Linked DNA regions of Homo sapiens: region 1 is linked to region 2. Evidence: read pairs that join two places in POLR2A ChIA-PET (ENCODE). Cell type or tissue: OCI-LY7. All regions are shown on one strand. Links, peaks and the distances in the headings refer to the core of each region. The heading gives the core; the rest is flanking DNA.

Region 1 (4,400 bases), core at 281-4,280, 110 kb before region 2:
CTGCAGTGGGGACACTAGAGAATGTCTTTAGGGAAGCATTATGTTCACGTTCTTTGAAAATAGAACTGTTGGTTTTTATAGACACTTCAGGGAGGATGCCGAGTATTGCTGAATGGATGTGGTTGGGGGGTGTAGCAATTGTTTTCGTGACCTTGACTTGAAGAATTTTCTTGCCTACCTTTGTCAGTGGTGGAAGATCATGACTGGGCAATTTTTAATCTCTATAGCTACAGATCCTGCCTCATGTAGATGAAAATTAGTTTTGTCTTGGCTGAATTTTAATTTGTTAGAGTAAATGAGCTGGGATGTCTGGCATTGAAATGGTGGGGTGGTGGGAAACCAAGGAGCAAGATGGCTGTTTCAGAAGGGTCAGAAATGAAGATAGGAGGCAAGAAGTCCCAGTAAGACCAATAAAGAGAGAATTCAACATCAAGGGAACTGAATTAGTCTCAAGTTATAAAAATAGAGCAGAGATGAAAGGAAGAAAACCTATCTTCTATGTGGGAAAGATGATGATATTCTGGGCAGGAAAGGATAATGAAATTTTTTGTTTGTTGAAAGGTAAGTATCTTTTTAATACACTGACAAGACTTCTAAGAGAATCAGTTAAGTTGAAAATACTTTGTTATGTTTTATAAAAATAAAAATATGATCTTAAATATGAGGGTTCTAGGCCGAATAACATTGGGAATTTATTACTCAAATTGAAGGAGAATTCAGAGTATTTTCTCTTTTGATTTATGACAGAATGAAAGATTTTAAAAGACTTTGACACCTCTGTTGAGTAAAAGAAAGGGTGTATTGAATACAATTCATTTGATGGGGGTAGGAGAAGGTTAGGATAGGCCGCAGGTGAGGTATAATATTATGCTTTAAAATAATGGCATTTTGAAAAAAAGAAAAGTGGAAATTAACATATCAAAGTTGGAAAAGCAGGAGTGGGGGAAGTATTAAAGTACCAGACAGAGAAGACATCAAAGTTGTTTTGGAAGATGAGAAAGTAGAATAATCATAGCTATAGGGAATACCAGTCAAACAGGTCAAATCCTGTTATAAAAGGTGGCACAGGTGCCACCGAATGACTTCTGCTGCCATTGTGGGAGCCACTGTTCATACTCTATGCTCCCTTCAACTTTCCTCCTTTTCTTCCTTCACTATTCTCTTTTGTCTCTAATTTCTTCCTATGCTGTGAGTGTTTCAGTGAGATCCACTTGAAGTGGATTCCTACTGTTAGACTCCTTTACAGGAAAGGTCCAGAAAGTATCTGTTTTGTTTTGTGTGTGTGTGTGTGTGTGTATGTGTGCATATGTGTATATATACATATATACATGTGTGCATATGTGTATATATGCATATATACACGTGTGTGCATATGTGTATATATGCATATATACATGTGTGTGCATATGTGTATATATGCATATATACGTGTGTGCATATGTGTATATATGCATATATACGTGTGTGCATATGTGTATATATGCATATATACGTGTGTGCATATGTGTATATATGCATATATACGTGTGTGCATATGTGTATATATGCATATATACGTGTGTGCATATGTGTATATATGCATATATACGTGTGTGCATGTGTATATATGCATATATACATGTGTGTGCATATGTGTGCATATATACATGTGTGTATGTGTGTATGTATACATATATGTATATGTGTCTATGCACATATGTGTGTATATATACATATATTTTTTGTATGATACATGTATAGTGAAGACGCTGCATCTCAGTGGCTCACTTGTCAGAAGTTTTGTTACTAATATAACAGCCACAGGGTTGTTTTCTAAGCCAGCAGAAAAATGGTTGTCATTTAAATAGGAAGTAAAATATCCAATATGGTATAAAATAAAAATGTATCACTATAAATCTTGAAACAGAGAGATAGTGGAGATAAGGCTGGATAAAGTAGCAAGCTAAGCCTTATCCTAGCCTGGGGAGAGGAACAGAGAAGATAGTGGGAGCATTGGGAGGAATATATAAATAGGATGGTCTCCAGGTTCTAGAAGAGTCTAGTAATGCTAGATCAGATAGTCACTGTATCCTGAAGCTTCTAGAAGTCTTAGAGCACATGCTGATTTTAGTCCATGTGGTCCACGAAGTCTTCTTCACCTGCCCCATCCCCTTCCTTTCCACCAGGTACATGCTTTACAGAATGTAAAGTAGCTTTTGTCCCGGAATATCAGCCAAAGGTGGTGACATTTTTTGAATGAATGACTGTCTCTTTAGGCTTATAAGTCTTTGTTATAACAGTGTTAATAGCTTATTACCTGCTTGGATATTGTCTGACTAAATTATTTTGGCAGTTAATTTCTGCTTCCCTTGTGGTTTCATTTGGATTCAAAATGTATACTTCCTGTCCTATCTTAGGTTTCATTTCTTTGCTTTCTAACAGCTGTGGTCTTCTGCCTTCATGGTAGAAGAAGCAATTGCTGAGTTTTATGTTGTTGTTTTTAATGGATGTGTTACAGTAAGATCTGGACCCACTAGTATTGCAAGTTTCATGAGGCAGTTTTGAGGTGGAGAGTGGTTCACACTTTAAAAGGGCTGGTGTGTTTTATACTTGAGAAAAATTGTTTCCTGCCTCCGGCTAGCCTTTCAAATTTTTGTATTAGTGTCATGAATGAGTGCCTGAAAGTTTAGATGGGTTAGTTTAATTGATCTTGTGTAGAGAATAAATTATAAAGCATACGTCTTGTAGATAGTGGATTATTCATCTGTTTGTAGGTATATTGGCAGATGGCCATTATATATTGCCATTAAAGTTTTGCAGTCAAGCCATATTTTAGTTTAGTTGCTGTATTGTTATGAATAGACTTATCAGCTGTCTGGGAAATTGTAACTAAGCATTTACAAGGAAATATAAGAGTGGAATTTTGGCAGGTATGTCACATGGTAAGTGACAGCTTGTAACCAGCTCTTTTTTTGTTAGTGTGTAAATGGAGCTGCTTAGGAACATTGTTTTTACTCTCCCTTAGACCCAGTTTTTAGTCAGTGGAAAGAGGAGGTGATTCTACTAATTGTCTAAGAAAATTTTAGGAATCTCAAGTAGACTATGTGGCAGCTTTGGGTTTTTTTCTTGTCTGTTTCATTTACAACAGGATTTCTCAACCTTGGCACTTATTGACGACTTGGTCCAGATAGTTCTTTGTTGTGGTGGGTTGTCTTGAGCATTGTAAGACGTTCAGCAGCATCCCTGGCCTCTATCCATTAAATGCCAGTATCTTCCCTTGCAATCGTGACAATAAAAAATGTCCACACATTGCCAGATGTCCCCTGGATTGTAAATTCACCCCCAGTTGAGAACCACTGATTTAGAAAATATATGTAGTAAAGATATATATGCACTGCATGGGTTCATTTTCTTGTTTTCTCCTCTAAGCCACAGATTGGATTTTCTTTTCAGTTTTCTTTTAGGTAGTAATAGGCTAGTTACCATAGGCAGACATTATCCATAAACATTTGTACATATTTTAATTTCTTAAATCTGTGTTCTTTTACTGGCAATTATTGAATACTTATTGTATAGAGCACAATTACCGGGGTTATGCCTTTGGCAAATTAAAAGAAAGACATTTAAGTAGCTATAATAGTAGGTCAAAGGTATTATGTAAGTATAGGCAAGAAGTTTATTCCAACAGAGGTGGAGATGGGGTGGAGAGGGTGTCTTTGAGGAGGTGAGATTTGGTTTGTACATTGAAAGATGGATGGGATTTTAATAAGTGGATATTGGGCAAATTGCCATTTCAGGCGGGAAGAACAACTCATGGCTCCTTTATTCCAAATAAGTTTTTTAAAAATTGATTCACTCACTTAATACATTGCATTAATTAGTATGCTGACCACATCTAAGTTTTTCTTAGATAAGGTAGGTTTATGGACAGAGAAGTGGTGATGTGGAAGTGGTAGTTCAAAGATTTGGTGGCTGCTGTAGGCCTCAAAAAGGGAAAAGGAATTTGGTCAGGCAGGATCCTACAGAATCCCTTCCTTTAACTGTACTCTTTAATGTTTACCATCCTTCAGGATCTTTTTTCACTTGTGTCGCTCTCTTCTTTTAAATTATTCCCTTTACCGATCTTACTTTCTGTGAACCAATCTCAATTTTCCTTTAAAAGGCCTTCCTGATCTGATTTTTCTTTTCAAGTTCTGTCCTTCTTTACCTTTGTTTTATGGCCAAGCGTTTCAAGTTTGCCCTAACCTATGTTTTTCCTTTAGTTACCATCTACTTTTCCTTAATCCCTTGCTATCAGTCCATTTTTTTCTGAGTACATTATTGAAATTACCATTTCCAAAGGTGCCAAAGACCTCACGGTGGCCAAATTCATTTACTGATTGTTTTCCTTTCCCTCAAACTCACACTTTTGTTTTCCTTCC
Region 2 (4,400 bases), core at 145-4,144:
GGGATTACAGGTGTGAGCCACTGTGCCCAGCCAATCTGAGGGAATTTCTGTCCCACACATTAAGAAGTAATTTCTCTAGCCCCCATCCCGCTTACTTAAAACTACCTCTTACAGCAGTTACCCACTTCTGCCTTGCATTACAGTTACTGGTGTTCTTGACTTGTTTCCCCTTTTTAATTTATAAGTTCCTTGAAACGGAGACTATATTTTGCTCACTTTTATTTAATCCAACACTCATTTATTGAGTAACTACTATGCTAGATACTGAAATACAAGCATGAGTAAGTAAAGATTTCTTACGAAATTCGTAGAGTAGTGGAGAAGACAAATATATACAGGAAGCAAATATCTGTCACGGGCCAGACATATTACAAAAGGAGGCTCAAAAGAGGGAGCAGACGCTGCCTTAGTGGTTGGGCATGGCTGGGGCAAAGGCACGGAGGATGCATGAGTGGGTGGCAGCAGCTGGACCACATAGGAACAGGCAAGGGAATTTGGCCTTTATCTTGCAGTCATGGAAGCCACTGGAAGTTCTCACAGAGATTGCTTTTTTTAAATTTTTTTTTATTTTACAAGATCACTCTGGAATATGAATGGAGGGGACAAGAGCAGTGGCTGGAAAATCAGTTTGGAAGTGACTGCAGTAGTCCTGGTGAAAAATGAGGGTCTCAACCAAGGCAGTGCTAGTGGGGATGGAGAGAAATAGGTGGATTTAAGAAATATTTAAGAGGTCAACCTGATGAGGTTTAGGGAAAGAGACATTCCCTGGATGGATCTCAGGTACAGATTCTGTGAGAAATGGAGGCCAGCCATATGGGAGAGGGTGGCCTTGCCCAGGAATGGATCCTCAAGGTTCACATACGGACTTCATATCTATAGCCCCTGAATTGTACATAAACGAATGTGTGTGCTTGAAAGTGTATTTCTGGAAACACATTTTGCCATTTAACAACCACTGCTGCAGTTGTAAAAGGGAAAAGGGTCAAGAACAGAACTTCAAAGGGAATACCAACACCTAGGGAATTGCGCAAGAGGGCCTGCTTGAGGTTGAGATTAGTGCCTCATTTGTATAATTTCCTCATTGTTGAATTACAGATAAAACTCGGTAGATTTTTCTCTCAGGTGTAACTATTAATATTACCAATCACAGATTAATTGAATCCTGGGTCTTACTTTTAGAAGTTTCCAAGATCTTTCTAATCACTCAAAACCGTGGCCTTCCAGATCCTGGGACTCACGGGCATTTTTTGGAGGAAATTCTTTCTGGGAGCCTTCACTCTTTTGCCAGTTGTATCTCTTCTTTATAGACTATTAGAGGTCACTAAGGAATGACCTTAGAGTTTGCGTTTTGAGATTTAAGATCGGCTGAAGGATTTGTTGTTAGGCCTCCCTGCATATTCTATAGTCTGGAGACGGGGTAAGGGGGAGTGAGAAAGAGAAGGATGTTAAGAGCGGGGACAGGCAGTTAGAGGCAAGACGTCGGTCAAGATAAACACCTGCTGTACCAAAATATCTCATGTGTCCCATAAATATATACACCTACTGCATACCCACAAACATTAAAATAAAAAATTAAAATTAAAAAAAGAATTTATAAAGTCACAATAAATATGTCACACTAAATATGGGGGGAAGAGAGAGCTAAATGCCTGGATATCTTCTCCCAATCCCAGGCTCTCTTTCTCCCCAGATTGCCATTGTGTCTGTGGTTTTTCTTTTAGAAAAGACTTCACTTCTACTTTCACTTCTTCAGGTAACTAACTGCATCTACATCTTTAAGGTCCTTTGAGCATCTTGTGGTTGCCCTTAGCAACAGCTGCATACATGGGTTTTACAGGCTCTGTTTCTGACCAAACCATAGGATCAAAGCCTTTCAGGGTGGCACAGGATCAGAGCCCAGCCCTCTCTCTGATGTCTGGACATTGTCTACAACCTCCCTGCTGCTCCATCCACGCCCGGCCTCACCCTCACCCCACCCACACCATGCACAGATCATTTTCACTGTCAGAAAGTTCTTTATTAGGCTGGGCTCAGTGACTCATGCCTGTAATCCCAGTACTTTGGGAGGCCGAGGCGGGTGGATCACAAGGTCAGGAGTTCGAGACCAGCGTGGCCAACATGGTGAAACCCTGTCTCTACTGAAAAATACACAAATTAGCTGGACGTAGTGGCGGGCACCTGTAATCCCAGCTACTTGGGAGGCTGAGGCAAGAGAATTGTTTGAACGTGGAAGGCAGAGGTTGCAGTGAGCCGAGATCGCGCCACTGCACTCCAGCCTGGGTGACAGGGCGAAACTCCGTCTCAAAAAAAAAAAAAATTCTTCATTAGCCTGAGCCAAATTCCTCTTCCCTAGAACTGATGCACACTGGTGGAACAGTTTCTACAAAGGGTCAGTTTCCCATGCCCCAAAACATTTGAAATTATCACTTAGAATTTTTTTCCTTTGTTATTTGTTATGAGGTATTTGTGCAGGATGAGAGGGAGGAGGAATTGAGATTAACTTTCATTTTGAATTTATTAATCTTTGTACTAATTATTCCATGTTGACTATAAACAAACCTAAAAATGCAGACAGGGTGATAGAAGAAAATGGATTTTCCTATAATCCCACCATCCAGAGAGAATTATTGATAACATTTTGATCTATGGCCTTCCAGACTTTATTCTGTGATACAGAAATGGGACTATGCTATATGAACTGTTTTGAAATCTGTTTTTAAATTTAACATCTGGCTGGGCGTGGTGGCACATGCCTGTAATCCCAGCACTTTGGGGGGCTGAGGTGGGCAGATCACCTGAGGTCGGGAGTTCAAGACCAGCCTGACCAACATGGAGAAACCCCATCTCTACTAAAAATACAAAATTAGCTGGGTGTGGTGGCGCATGCCTGTAGTCCCAGCTACTCGGGAGGGTAAGCCAGGAGAATCGCTTGAGCCTGGGAGGCGGAGGCTGCGGTGAGCTGAGATCGAGCCCTTGCACTCCAGCCTGGGCAACAAGAGTGAAACTCTGTCTCGGAAAAAGAAAAAAAATTAACATCTACTGCAAACTTTTTCTGTATAAGTGCATACGCTACTTACTTATCTGTAGTAATTTATTCTTATACATATAATGTTAATTTGTATTATCATTTTTGCAGCTGAAGTATATTTCCTCAAATGGATTAAACCAGGTTTTGGAAATGCATTTTGCTGGGATGAAGCCAGGTTTTGATGCAGTTTCATGATCATCCCCATTCTGTGACAGCTCAGTACCTCATAGGAGACCTACATGGGTGACCCCATCAGGGACACTGGTGGGGTGTCACACCAGCTGAGTATCAGGCCCATGGTGGTTACCTAGGCTCATTGTGCCTATGACACAGCTGATTTATAATCTGGTGGCAGACCTGCCTTGCCTCCCCAGTGAGAGCTTCTGCCTCACCTGCTGATTTATTGCATAACTGTCCCCAGAAGGGCCAGTCACATTTCCCAACAGAGGTTGGGAAGGTACTGCTCAAACACCAAGCCCGCAACACTGAGACCCCTTGGGTTTCTCTCTGAAATCCTCCAGTTGGTGCAACATTGAACCACTTACTTCTCTGTCTGGTAGTAGAGCATCCCTCGTTGGAAGTAAGCCACTGCCAAGTGCTTGTCTCGGTTAATGCTTCTGGTAAAGGCCTGAGGAGAGAAGGGTCCAGACATGGCCATGATGCAAGGCAGTGAGGAGGTGTGAGATGAGCCACGGCTCACAGAGCCCTAGCTCCCTGTGGTGCCCAGCTCTGCTGTCTGCCCTCGTCGGCACCTCGAGGCCCACCCTGTGCTCTCACGGTGCACCCCACTTCGCTCTCACATTTAGAAGCTGAAGTCTGGGACAATGGTGTGCATTCCTTGTATTGTCATTCCAGTTCTGCTGTGGATCTACAAAACATTCCTGGAGCCATACATATACCATCTGATTTCTGCTTTTGTTAGTCATATATGGCCTAGAAAAGCTACACAAGAATCCAATAATTCCCAGGTGCGGTTGCTCACACCTGTAATCCCAGCACTTTGGGAGGCCAAGGCAGGTGGATCACTTGAGCCCAGGAGTTCAAGACCAACCTGGGCAAAATAGTGAGACTCCATCTCTACGAAAAATTTAAAAATTAGTCAGATGTGGTGGCACATGCCTGTGGTCCCAGCTACTTGGGGGACTGAGGTAGGTCAATCGCTCAAGCCCAGGAGGTGGAGACTGCCGTGAGCTGTGACGGCACCACTGCACTCCAGCCTGGGCAACAAAGTAAGGCACCCTGTCTCAAAAAAAAAAAAAAAAAAAAAAAAAAAAAATCCAATGATACAAATAAAGACAAAGTGGACTATAAGGGTGCAGACACTAATGGATTATCACCAACAGAAATCTTAGAAGAAAAGAAACACTAAAGC

What was found. ChIA-PET counts read pairs that join two places held together with the same protein. Peaks named below come from ENCODE experiments on the same cell type or tissue, not always from the same donor. Only the 100,000 strongest peaks of a DNase experiment are listed, where the experiment ranks them.
Region 1: POLR2A ChIA-PET joins it to region 2 with 12 read pairs; 11 of 35 experiments call an interaction of 5 or more read pairs at or near these places.

What each region holds. Positions count from the first base shown.
Region 1 is chr1:183,476,124-183,480,523 of GRCh38, forward strand. All of the region lies in intron 1 of SMG7 (SMG7 nonsense mediated mRNA decay factor), which reads left to right. Among named protein-coding and RNA genes, the nearest start is that of SMG7, 5.8 kb to the left of the region's middle. In OCI-LY7, for the core only: no CTCF peak of the experiment used is centred there; a DNase peak (open chromatin) is centred at 2,418; H3K4me3 peaks cover 3,897 bases; H3K27ac peaks cover 4,000 bases.
Region 2 is chr1:183,583,322-183,587,721 of GRCh38, forward strand. NCF2 (neutrophil cytosolic factor 2) reads right to left here. Exons shown (of 15, transcript NM_000433.4): 2 at 3,574-3,656. It also overlaps the pseudogene C18orf32P1. Among named protein-coding and RNA genes, the nearest start is that of NCF2, 4.9 kb to the right of the region's middle. In OCI-LY7, for the core only: no CTCF peak of the experiment used is centred there; DNase peaks (open chromatin) are centred at 1,460 and 1,800; H3K4me3 peaks cover 1,368 bases; H3K27ac peaks cover 1,876 bases.